Linked DNA regions of Homo sapiens: region 1 is linked to region 2. Evidence: read pairs that join two places in POLR2A ChIA-PET (ENCODE). Cell type or tissue: K562. All regions are shown on one strand. Region 1 overlaps TTBK2 (tau tubulin kinase 2). Region 2 overlaps TGM7 (transglutaminase 7).

Region 1 (4,000 bases), 430 kb before region 2:
AGCCGAACAAGTGAAAAAATCACCAACTCTTCTTAGAGCAAACTGCTGCCTCCAAAATTGGAAAGAGAGATGGGCAGACACAGAGAGTTATGACATACCAGAGCAGAATCATACACGGGAACCAGTGCCAGAGTAGAAAAACCTGAATTGCAACTGACAGATTGCTGGAGGCTAGGTGTCAACAAGCCCAATACTTTAAAACTTCAGGGGTACCTAGTCATAGGTATGTTCCCTGAAATTTACAGAAATATTAGACAGAAGTCATGCTTTTGTGAGTTTTATCTCCAGGAGTTCAACTAGTTTTTTACAGTATATATAGGAGAAAAATTCCCTCATGCTTCCAGCAGGGAGAAGAGAAAAGGAACCATTTTTAAATATGCCACAGCATTCTGTTCTTCCTAACAAGGTCTGCCCTCAGGAGAAATAAGTTAACTACACCTAACCTGCTGGAGTTTGTTTTATTTATTTATTTTTTATTTAATTTTAATTTTAATTTTTGTATTTTATCAGGCAGGGTGTTACTCTGTTGCCCAGGCTGGAGTGCAGTGGCATAATCACAGCTCACTGCAGCCTTGACCTTCTGGGCTCAAGTGATCTTCCCACCTCTCAGCCTCCTGAGTAGCTGGGACTACAGGTGCACACCACCATGTCCAGATAATTTTTTGTATGTTTTGTATAGGTGGGATTTCACCACATTGCCCAGGCTGATCTCAATCTCCTGGGCTCAAGCAATCCACCCACCTCAGCCTCCCAAAGTGCTGGGATTACAGGCATGAGCAGTGCACCATACCTGGCCTGGGGTTTTACTGAAGCTTAATGGATCTGGCGGAGAGGAAATACCCAAATGCAACCCATTCTAACTATCCTGTCTCACCTAATGGGGTGCGGGGGGACTAGAAGCACTTAGGAGGTGCTTCACAGTCCAGAAGTATAGGCACACTAAAAAACTGAGAACTAATAATAGGACTATGGAATGCCTCCCCTCTCTCCACCCATTACCACATTACTAACAGTCTATTTTTGGCATTTGCTTTTATGCAGTACATTATGTCTAGCCATCAAGAAAAATATACAAGGAATACTAGAAGGCAAAAAAAACACAATTTGAATAGAAAAAGCAAATAAATATCAGAACCAAACATGGCAGGGATGTTGAAACAATCAGATCAGGAATTTAAAACAACACTGATTAATATGCTGAGGGCTCTAATGGATAAGGTAGACAGCATGCAAGAAGAGGTGGGTAATGTAAGCAGAGATGAAAATCCTAAGAAAGAACGAAAAGAAAACACTAAAGATCAAGAACACTGTAACAGAAATGATGAATGCCTTTTATAGGCTTATTAGTAGACTGGACACAGCTGAGGAGAAAAAAAAAAGTATCTGAGCTTGAGGATGTATCTACAGAAACCTCCAAAAGAGAAAATCAAAGAGGACAAAGACAAAAAAAGAAAACAAAGAAACAGAAGAAAGGATTAAGGAACAACTATAAAAGACATAACACAACCATACACAAAGGGAACACCAGAAAGGAAAGAGAGAAAGGAACAGGTAACTATATGAATCAATGACTAAGAATTTCCCCAAGTTAATATCAAACACCAAACCACAAATCCAGGAAATTCAGAAAACGCCAAGTGGGATAAATGCAAAACAAACAAACAAACAAAAAACCCCAAAAACCTACATCTAAACATACTATTTTCTAGCTATCAAAAATCAAAGATAAAGAAACAATTCTGACTCTGAAGAAGCAGTTTGAAAAAAAAGAAAAAATTCTGAATGAAGCTAGAGGGAAAAGAAAAACAAGCCTTACCTATAGAGGAACAACAACAACAACAACAAAAATTAGCCAGGCACAGTAGCTCATCCCTGTATCCCAACACTTTGGGAAGTCAAGGGGGTTGGATCGCTTGAGCCCAGGAGCTCAAGACCAACTGAACTCCTTGAGCCCAGGAGTTCAGTTCAGGCAATAGTGAGACCCCATCTCCACAAAAAATTAAACCTTAGCTGGGGTATTCTTTCTTTTTTTTTTTTTTTTTTTTTGAGATGGCATTTAGTGCTACACTAAATGCCTTTACACTCCTGTTGCCCAGGCTGGAGTGTAATGGCGGATCTCAGCTCACTGCAACCTCCGCTTCCCAGGTTCAAGCGATTCTCCTGCCTCAGCCTCCCAAGTGCACCACCATGCCTGGCTAACTTTTTGTATTTCTAGTAGAGATGGGGTTTCACCACGTTGGCCAGGCTGGTCTTGAAGTCCTGACCTCAGGTGATCCACCCACCTCAGCCTCCCAAAGTGCTGGGATTACAGGGATGAGCCACTGAGCCTGGCCTAAAGCTGGGTATTCTTATATCAGACAAAACAGAATTTAAACCAACAACAATCAAGAAGGACAAAGAAGGGTATTATATAATGATAACAGGTTCAATGCAGTAAGACTTAACTATCCTAAATACATATGCACCCAATATTGAAGCATCCAAATTCATAAAACAAGTTCTTCTTGACCTATGAAAAGACTTAGCCCCACAATAATAGTGGGAGACTTCAACAGCCCATTGACAGCATTAGACAAATCATCAAGGCAGAAAACTAACAAAGAAATTCTGGACTTAAACTCGACACTCAACCAATTAGACCTAATAGACATCTACAGAATACTCCACCCAATAACCACAGAATATACATTCTTCTTATCTGCACATGGAACATATTCTAAGATTGGCCACATGCTAGGTCATACAGCAAGTCTCAATAAATTCAAAAAATCAAAACCTAGCACTCTCAGACCACAGTGCAATAAAAATAGAAATCAATACCAAAAAGATCTATCAAAACTACAAAAATACATGGAAGTTAACCTAGTCCTGAATAACTCATGTGTGAACAATGAAATTAAGGCAGAAATAAAAAAATCATTGAAATTAATAAAAATAGAGACACAACTTACCAAAATATTTGGGATGCAGTTAAAGCAATGTTAAGAGGAAAGTTTGTAGCACTAAATGCCTTTATCAAGAAGTCAGAAAGATCTAAAATTAACAATCTAATATCTTGCATAGAATAGAAAAAAAAAGAGAACAAACTAATCCCAAAGCTAGCAAAAGAAAATAAATAAATAAAATCAGAGAAGAATTGAACAAAATTGAGACACAAAAATCCATACAAATGATCAATGAAATAAAGAGCTAATTTGTCAAAAGAATAAACAAGATTGACAGCACTAGCTACATTACCAAAGGGGGAAAAAGAGAAGATCCAAATAAGCACAATCAGAAATGACAAGGATGATAACTGATCCCACGGAAGTACAAAAGATCCTCCGAAGTTATTATGAACACCTCTAAGCACACAAACTAGAAAATCTAGAGGACATGGATACATTCCTGGAAACACACAAACTCCTAATATTAAACCAGGAAGAAAGTGAAAACCTGAACAGACCAACAACAAGACTCAAAATTGAATCAGTAATAAAAAACCTACCAACCAAAAAAAGCTCTGAACCAGACAGATTCACAGCCCAATTCTACCAGCTGCACAAAGAACTGGTATCAATCCGACTGAAACTATTTAAAAAAAAAATGAGGATGAGTGGCTCCTCCCTAATTCATTCTATGAAACCTGCATTAGCCTGATACCAAAATTTGGCAGAAACACAATAAAAAGAGAAAACTTCGGGCCAATATCCATGATGAACACAGACACAAAAATCCTCAACAAAATACTAGCAAACCAAATCCAGCAGCACATCCAAAAGTTAATTCACCATGATCAAGTAGGCTTTATTCTTGGGATGCACAGTTGGTTCAACACATGCAAATAAAAAAATGTGATTCACCACATAAACAGAATTAAAAACAAAAACCATATAGTCATCTCAATTAGATGCAAAAAAAATTTTTCAATAAAATCCAACATTCCTTCATGATAAATACCCTCAACAGACTAGGCATCAAAAGAACATATCTCAAAATAATAGCCATCTATGGCCAGGCG
Region 2 (4,000 bases):
ACTTTGATTATGTTTTAAGGTTTTTCATAATAAAATGTTAAAAACTAAAAAGGAAAGACATCCACCCCTTCCTTCCTTGCCCCTCTCACTGGATGTGAAGCTGGCCAAGCCCCTCACACCCTCGCCTGTATTAGTGGCCCTCTATGAGGGCTGTGTAATATAACAGCCTTACATAACAGGGTTGTGTAAGGACCAGCCTTAGGGAGCCCACCCCAGGCCCACATTGGGTAATAGTGTTACCTGCCCGTAGTTCCAGGGCCAGGAGGTGATGAATCTTTCATGACCCTTGTAAACAAAGCCATAATCTCGCATGATATACTCCTGCAGCAGTATTTCACTTGGCAGGTAGACGTCGTCCTCTGAGCAGTTAAGAGTAGTGGAGGGGGCAAAACCCCAAACCAAAAAAACAGAGTATTAAATTAAAAAACAGTAACGACAACGTGTTTCTGGAAAACAGGAGGAACAGTCGATGGGTTGATAGCAACAGAAATTAAGACTAGACCCCCTTAAAGGTCTACTATGTGCTTTTCTAGAAGCCAGAAATACAATGTACACTTTAAAAACCAACGATCTTTTCTTGATTGTAAAAGTGACTGATTGTAGAGTTGGCTTATTGTAGAGATTCAGAAAATACAGATAGATGGGTAGAAGACAATGGAAACTGCTCACTCCCACTACTCAGAGACACCCACCGTTATGTTTTGGTGTATTCTAGCCACTCTCTCTTTCTGTGCATACTTAATACAATTAGGCTCATATTAGGAAATGTTTCAATGTTTTCACTTAACATCACGTCATGAATACTTTCCTCATGCCATTAGAAATTCTTTGTAAAGATGATTTTTGTGAGAGCACACGCTACTACATTGCATAGCTATGTGGCGATTTATTTTCTGGGCTTTTTCCAAAGAACCTCACAGGGCCTTCCCAATGGATCAGGTTAGCAATACAAGCTGTGGGCACATCCTACCTGGACTCCAAGGGTTAAAAAGTAGGATGAAAGTTCCCAGCGGGTAAGTCACACTGTGACCTTGGCCCTGAGAGATCTCTATTTTCAGAGTGTAATGGCCAATAACTGCATTGGCTGGTGTGAAAAGGGAAACTTGGAGAGAGTTGGAGTCAATGGTGAAATCAGAAGCGCTCCAGACATTCCCGGGCTGGACCCGGGTGAGGAAGAATGTGGCTCGGGTCCCCAGCAGCTCTGACGGCTTGGGTCCTGTGTAGGAGAGAATGACCCCACAGTGAGGCTCAAAAAACCTGTATGGTATATGATTCCAGGGGAGTCGGAAGGACCGTCACCTTCTCCCACCACCTGCTAATGCTTTTGGCTTTTACTGCCACCGAGTGTCCTCAGGCAAACCATTTAAGACCCCCAGGCCTCCGTTTTTTAATCTGTTAAAAGGGGATCATAATAGTACCACCTGAAAGTCTTGTCCTGGGGATTAAATGAGCTAATGTGTGTAAAGTTTTAGCACAGTGCTTGTTGTGTATCTACAGGTCGGTTGTTAACTGCCACAACCTCAGTTTGCCGAGTTGACCAAATCTCTCCTTAACAGCACTAACAGGGTCCTGAGCATGAGGGGTCTGGGGCTCCCAGGACAAGAAAGTGGAGGGCAGCTCAGGTGGGAAAGGCAGGGGCCCCGCAGGCAGACTCTGTAAATGCCCTCATTTTGACGGAACCTGCGGGGCCTTGGGACAGGGCAAACTCACCGGTCTCAGCCACAAAGGTGATGTGGTCGTTCTGGGACTGGAAGGGTCGGCTGAAGCTCAGCCGGAGGTAGAAGGGCTGGCCGCGGCGCACAGTGAGCCGCTTGACGCCCATCTCCTGCGTGTGGTGCTCCTTGTTGTTCCTGGAGCTCTGCAGGTCGACAGACTCAAGCCGCAAGGTTGCCACTAGGGGAGAGGAGGGGACAGGTCACGCCCACCTGCAGTCCCCTGGGCTCAGGCATCCCTTGTGGCTTCTCAGTCATTTCTGGGAGGTGCGGCGGGTGGTGGGGCGTGCGGGGGGTAGGTGGGGCGTGCGGGGGGGGAGGTGGGGTGTGCGGGGGGGGCGTGCGGGTGTGTGTGTGCGGGGGCGTGGGGTGTGCTGGGGAGGGTGGGGTGTGCGGGGGGGTGGGGTGTGCTGGGGAGGGTGGGGTGTGCGGGGGTGGGGTGGGGTGTGCGGGGGGCTGTGCGGGGGGAGTGGGGTGTGCGGGGGGATCGGCATGGGGAAGTGTTGATACTGGTGAATTCCATGTCTGGACCTGGAGCCACAATGATCAAGGATTGGGGTCCCCAAAAGGGAAACAATTCCAGATAACCGAAACTTAACCCCTGAAGTGCCGCTGCATGCTCTTAACTATTTGTTGACAATCTTTCTAAAAGTCACCCTTTTATCCTACTGATATAAGAATAAACATACTAGGATTTTGTATGAATTAAGTCAGTGAGCTGACTGGAAGCTGGGACTTCAGCCATAGGGCAAGTCCCTGCTTTGGAATTCTGGACACTCTCTGGGTCACTTGTAACTTACTTCTGACTTCTCAGCCATTTCCAGGTCTATGAGGAGGGCACTGCCTGCTTCCTGTGTGTGCACACCTGGTACATGGTTGTAAAACTCTCATAGCACAGTAGGCAGTGGGCAGGTTCTGGACTGACACAGCCTCAGGTCTATCATCTGGGCTGTGAGACCTCGAGCAAGTCACTTAATATCCCTAGACATCAGTGTCCTCATCTGAAAAATGGAGACAATTGTATTCCTACCTTATAGGGTTCATGTGGGCGTTAAGTGAGGATGCCCATGGAAGGACCTTGGCGTTGTGCCAGGTACAGAGTAAGGAGTCAATATTAGTTACTCTTACTGGTAGGAATCATGCGTTCTTGAATTGCATTTCTTTTGCGACCTTTGCTGGCAATGTTTAGATTGCATTTACTGTCGACAAAAGTTCATCAGGTCTTTCCTCTAGTAGTACATCAGTTTATCTCAGTGGTTCTCAACGGGAAATTCCGTGCCCTGGAGGACATTTGGCAATGTCTGAAGACATTTTTTACTGGGAAGAGAGGCTGCTAAGCAGCATCCTAAAGGAAAAACTCATATTTGCTCCCAGCCAGTTTTTGTGCCATTTGTATTTTGAACTTCCACAGAGGTTCTTAATGTTTTTGCATCTTTCCTACCTATCTTGATCCTTTTTTTTTTTTGGAGACAGGGTCTCACTCTGCAGCCCGGCTGGAGTGCAATGGCATGCTCCTGGCTCACTGCAGCCTCAGCCTTCATTCTGGGCTCAAGTGATCCTCCCATCTCAGCTTCACAAGTATGTTGGACCACAGTTATGGGCTACCATGCCCTACAGTATTTTTTTTGTATTTTGTAGAGACAGCATCTCCCTATGTTGCCCAGGTTGATAGATTCTGATTTTTTGACCCAAATATTTTACTTTTCCATCTCTAGACTGGCTAAACTGTCTTCCAGTCTTCATCTAAGTAATCAGTAATAAGATGTTTCTAAGCATTAGAGCCTAAGTTGGTGGCCAGTTGTGTATCATCAGCTCTTTCTTCCATGTTAACACTGAGCCATTAAGAAATACTCTTTGGGGCTGGGCACCATGGCTCACGCCTGTAATCCCAGCACTTTGGGAGGCCAAGAAGGGTGAATCACTTGAGGTCAGGAGTTCGAGACCAACCTGGCCAACATGGTGAAACCCTGCATCTACTAAAATACAAAAATTAGCCAGGCCTGGTGGTGAGTGCCTGTGATCCCAGCTTCTTGGGAGGCTGAGGCGGGAGAATTGCCTGAGCCCAGGAGGTAGAGGTTGCAGTGAGCCAGGATTGCCCCATTGCACTCCAGCCTGGGTGACAGAGCAACTCCATCTCAAAAAAACATAGAACTAGAAAAAAAACTCTTTGGGCATAGCTGTTCAACTGCTTTAACTACATCTAATCTTTGAATAAAGCTGAAGTCAATGTTAATTTCCTTCACAATCTAAAATCAAATCCAGTTTTCATCTTTTCCATAAATGTGTCA

The links. ChIA-PET counts read pairs that join two places held together with the same protein. Peaks named below come from ENCODE experiments on the same cell type or tissue, not always from the same donor. Only the 100,000 strongest peaks of a DNase experiment are listed, where the experiment ranks them.
Region 1: POLR2A ChIA-PET joins it to region 2 with 6 read pairs; 2 of 35 experiments call an interaction of 5 or more read pairs at or near these places.

Annotation. Positions count from the first base shown.
Region 1 is chr15:42,858,616-42,862,615 of GRCh38, forward strand. The region is part of intron 3 of TTBK2 (tau tubulin kinase 2); the gene reads right to left. Among named protein-coding and RNA genes, the nearest start is that of TTBK2, 60 kb to the right of the region's middle. In K562, no CTCF peak of the experiment used is centred here; no DNase peak of the experiment used is centred here.
Region 2 is chr15:43,291,739-43,295,738 of GRCh38, forward strand. TGM7 (transglutaminase 7) reads right to left here. Exons shown (of 13, transcript NM_052955.3): 2 at 1,711-1,893; 3 at 971-1,216; 4 at 241-359. Among named protein-coding and RNA genes, the nearest start is that of TGM7, 8.5 kb to the right of the region's middle. In K562, no CTCF peak of the experiment used is centred here; a DNase peak (open chromatin) is centred at 1,923; H3K27me3 peaks cover 1,489 bases.